2 separate regions of the Homo sapiens genome follow, and region 2 is linked to region 1. The links are chromatin loops, found by intact Hi-C in ENCODE. Cell type or tissue: left lung. All regions are shown on one strand.

Region 1 (2,500 bases):
TCTTTCATCTCTTTTTGCATCCGCAACAACTTCCTGCCTCTACTTTCTCACTCCCATTCCCTCCTTGGCCTTCTGTGCTGTACTGGAGGACATCTGAGTTATTTCCAGGTTAAGTATTATGGCCGAAGCTGCTATGAATATTTTTATACATGTCTATGGGGGGGACATAAGCTGAATGTCCCCCCCATAGACATTTCTAGATCACAGGCTATATGTATATTAAGCTTTAGTAACTGCTGCCTTGCAAATTTAAAGGCAGTAAATAATTTCCTCAACTGTCAGTGTCAAAAAGCCTGAAATTTAAAAAACTCATTTTGCCTTGTATCAATCAGCTTTTGCTACATAACAAACTCCGTTGATATCTCAGTGACATGCAGCTAGAAACATTTATTTCTCGTTCATATGTCTGCAGATTGCTTGGCATAGCTTCACTGCAGATGTCTCATTTTGGTGTCTGACATGAAGATGCAATGGCAACCTGAAATATGGTATTTTTGTGGTGATGGCAGAAGCACAAGAACACGAACCCAATCACACAAGCAAATTCAAGCTCCTGCTTTTGTCACATCTGCCAACATCCCCTTGGCCAAAGCAAGTCATATGGCCAAGCTCAATGTCAAGGGGCAAAGACAATTATTGTTCCCACCATGAGGCTATGGAAGGGGTATGGATGTATAATATTACTACAGAGGAGTGAAATGTGGTCACCAATTATGCCGTCTTCATGCACTTATAGACCAATCTTTGCCTCCGCCACAGTTGCTTTGGGGAAAAAAATCCACCTACATAGTATGCGGCAGCATCTTCCTTGAGGTGAAAATCCAGTGTGCTAGGCTCCAAACTCTCTGCTAAATCCCAAGCCTGATGAGACATGAGCCTATTAACTGAGCCCCATGCTTAAGCAGATTTATTCACCCACTACCAGGCAACGCTATTCCTACACAGGTCCATCTACATGGAGGTAGGGACCACCCCTAAGGAAGGGATTCCTAGGTAGGGCTCATGGCATACATTGGAGATAAGTTCTATTCCATGGGCCAGTCACCCCCACGCTGACAGCAGGGGCACGTACTCCTCTGATCCAGCTCCGTGTTCGTGCCTCTCAAAGCGTTCCTCCTAGGAGAAAGGGCCCCACCCCTGCCCTAGACAGACTATGCTCCTTGGGATGAATGAAAGCCCTCTCCAATCATCTCTTGCAGAAGGGCTGACACCTTGGGACACAGACATATACTGTAACCCTCAGTGACACTCAGAGGTGCACAGTCCTTCAGGCATTCATTTGCTTACTCATTTGTTGATGCATGTTTTCATCCACTAACTCAACATTCACTGAACCACTTCAAGAAGCGAGCACTGCGCTGGCTGCTGAGCATAAAAAGACAAATATGTTACAGTCACTGAAAAACCCAAGAAGTTCACTATCTCCAGATAGGAATAAGACCGGTAAGCAACTAAATTACCAAACACTACTCTACAGAGGAATAAATCAAAGACAATAGGGACACAAAGGAGAAGATGAATGGGAGCTTCACAGACACTCAATCCCCAAAGGGGGCAGGGTTATTATCACCATTTTACAAATGGGAAAATGTAAGATCAGAAAGATTAAGTGACTAACTCACAGAGAAGAGAGGAAGGGAGAGTTGTAGGAGCCCAAATGGTCAGGCATGGAGAACTCCAAAGTAGAGAAGGCCAGCCTCACTTCCTAATATTTTTCCTGGGACAGTTGGAATTTTTTGCTTTCTCCATCCTTCCATTTCTCCAGGGAATCATCATCAAGGGAAGTCCTCCTTCACTGTCTTCTCCAGAGATTGAATCTTGGCCCAGGAGAAAGGAAATGGAAAATGGCTCTGGGCCATCTTATTCATGAGCTGGAGGGTTGACATCCCAGCAGGAGTTGTCTCAGCCTCCCTAATTGGGATTGGAGTCATGCAACACTGCCTGGCCTCTAAAGTTGATTACAGGTCACTTCCTCTGAATGGACTGGCCTATTTTAATTCTGCGTTAGGAAATCTCTCTCATTAGCACGCGCTGCTCCATTTGGCAGCCAGAGCACTTGTCAGGTTAGCAAAGTTTATCCCTGGAACTTTCTCACCTTTCTTTCCATCACCACCGAGTATCCCCACTGGATGACTCCCCTACTCCTCCTAGTTCACCATCCCACAATGGCTAAGCAGATCTAAGGGGCTGGAGGAGATAGTGACCTTGTACGTCACCTCTACTAGGAGATGAATTTAATATAATGAGAAACACACTGGTTCTTGGAGTTAGCAGACCCAGATTATAGGGGTGGAATTTCAGGCACTGATAAAGGAAGGTAAGAGATTCCCATTGGCATGAGGTAGATTCTATAGGGAGGGATTGCTTACTCTCTATGAAGGTTAGAACAGTGTTAGCTGAGCCCCTGATACCCACCTTAATTTTCCTATTGCATTCCCAGAGCTGAGTGAGTTGGAATTGTCACCAACTGTCACCAGCACATTCCCAAATGGCATTCCCA
Region 2 (2,500 bases), 470 kb before region 1:
CCAGCTATGTGCGAGCATAGCCCGGTCATGGCTGGTAAAATTTAAATTACACACAGGCTTTGTTCCAGAAATTTTGCACGTGTGAATCTATTCCACAGAAACAGAAGTACCAGACTGCAATGTAGTATGTACAAGGATGTTTATTGTTTGCAGTGGCAAAAAACTGGAAATAATCTGAAGGCCCATCAACAAGGCAATGATTCAATCAATCATGATACATCTGTATTAAGTGAGATTACGTAGCAATCCAAAAGAATGAGTCAGCTATCTAGATAGCTGTTGTTCCAAAGAGTTTCATGATGCAATGTTAAGTTAGGGAAGCCAAATTGCAGATGAATAAATATTTTACATACATAGTATTTTTAAAAGGCATAATCAAGTTAAAAAGCCCTCACTTGTGTATCTGAGCACAGTTAAGGTGGAGCCTACATCTCAGGCTGGAAGGAGGGGACAGGACGGGGGAAAATGGGTGGGGAGGAAAGAAAACAAAGAGTAGGCAGGGCGTGGTGGCTCACACCTGTAATCCCAGCACTTTGGGAGGCCGAGGCAGGTGGATCACCTGATGTCAGGAGTTCGAGACCAGCCTGGCCAACATGGCAAAACACTGTCTCTACTAAAAATACAAAAAAATTTGCAGGGCTTGGTGGTGGGCACCTGTAATCCCACCTACTTGGGAGGATGAGGCATGAGAATCGCTTAAGCCTGGAAGGTGGAGGTTGTAGTGAGCCAAGATCACGCCACTGCACTCCAGCCTGGGCAACAGAATGAGACTCTGCCTCAAAAAAAAAAGTATAGAAAAATGAGTAGAAAGCATTGAATTAAGTTAAGTAAAAATTTAGAATATAAAAGCTCACTTTTTTATTGCAAATATGAATGTTTACATACGCAAATGCTTAAGAACTAGGAAAGTGCAGGGGAAACAGCAAACACTGACTCAATCAGATGCTGGGATTGTTGTATTATTTTGGTCTGGAATATCTGTTGTAATTTTCATGTCACTTTTACAATAAACTTATATTTTAAAAAGTCAACACTTAGCAGGGGCTACGAAAGCAACGGTTGGCAAAATTATGCACACTGCAAAATGACGATATCCAGAATAATTCAGAAGCCCCTCCCAATGTCTCGCACATAGTAGGCACCCCATTGCCCCTTTGCTAAAGTGAAAAACTAAACTCAGCCTTTATTCCACCCCATGATTCATCAACTTGAGCAAGAATGTTCAGGCACACACGCGTTCGATTAAAAGCCCCATAAACAAATTTTGCATTTGAATCACCATATACACATTCACGTCATGCCCCACTGAAATCTGGTTGCCGGGACTATTAACAGAATGAGAAAAGGCAGCAATTACAGAAAATGAACGACATCATGGCCTAAGCGTTTTCACATCAGAAATGAAGTCATTTGGCTGACGTGGCTGCACGTGCTGTTGTAATTAAACTTAGGAGAGCGAGGAAGTGAAATGTCAGTGTCAGCCTCTGAGTACTTTCTCTTTCTTTCTCTCTTGCCATGGTTATTATTTTTTTAATTAGAAAGCAGGAAATAACCGTAGAGGATATGTTCTGTACTTTTTTCTTGCTCTCTGATCTAGAATTAACAGGACCGTGGAAGCAGAAGGCGAGTGTAGCTCTGGCAGTGACGTGAACCCCAGTCCTGGCTGCAGGGTGGACGTCTCCTCCATGTGCCCAGTGTAAGGCTGTTTCTTTGTGCTGCTCTGCCCCCAAGTCCTCCGCTCACTTTCAATGTTAAAACCTTCCAAATGTGTCCTTGAGAAGAACACTGATAGCTGAGGGGACTCAGCACAAGAGGTGCCCTCATCAGCACTCATGTTCTGCAATGCTTTGGATAAATTGTCTGATAAAATGCATGTTCCCCCCTTACAAACTCTCTTTAAAGGAGAAATGATAATATTCAGTGGCTGTTTTCTCCAAATATAGTTCAACAACTCCTGGGAGTCTCTGAGAGTGGCCTGGAGCGCCTGTAGGAGCCTCTTAGAGCATTCAATTCATTGTTTTAAATTTAAAACAGATCTTAAACATTACTCATATTGTGTTATATATATTTTTAGCTAATAAGGTGGTGTATCAACTCCTGCTTATGGCATGGATTGCATTCTTTATTGGGTCTCCCTAAAGACACAGCTTTATTTTTTAAAGCTTTTTGGTGAGTAATTGTATTTTTGTAGTGACAAGTGGTTTACAGAGATGATGGCCTTCATTAGGCTGTCTTGAAAGAAATGAGAGACTTTGCATAGAACACAGATGTAAAGGGATTATATTTAAAGATACTCATATGAGTGCACATAAAACATGCATGTAGGGTTAGGGGAACATTAGAAGCAAATATGCCACTAACATTTTGTTTTTCTTAAATACATGCAATGTTTCAGGGATGGGAACAGCAAGCACTTACCCTTCTTTTGAAAAAAAAAAAAAAAAAATTGAATCCCAGCACTATGGGAGGCCCAGGTGGGTGGATCACCTGAGGTCAGGAG

The links. Peaks named below come from ENCODE experiments on the same cell type or tissue, not always from the same donor. Only the 100,000 strongest peaks of a DNase experiment are listed, where the experiment ranks them.
Region 2: it touches region 1 in a loop (7-fold over the local background); 13 of 110 quality-filtered maps call a loop at or near these places.

What each region holds. Positions count from the first base shown.
Region 1 is chr20:4,256,468-4,258,967 of GRCh38, reverse strand. No RefSeq gene overlaps it. Among named protein-coding and RNA genes, the nearest start is that of ADRA1D, 8.4 kb to the right of the region's middle. In left lung, no CTCF peak of the experiment used is centred here; no DNase peak of the experiment used is centred here.
Region 2 is chr20:4,726,083-4,728,582 of GRCh38, reverse strand. It overlaps PRND (prion like protein doppel), which reads right to left. Exons shown (of 2, transcript NM_012409.4): 2 at 123-2,500. Among named protein-coding and RNA genes, the nearest start is that of PRND, 5.4 kb to the right of the region's middle. RefSeq lists an enhancer at 1,441-1,530. In left lung, no CTCF peak of the experiment used is centred here; no DNase peak of the experiment used is centred here; H3K4me3 peaks cover 520 bases; H3K27ac peaks cover 850 bases.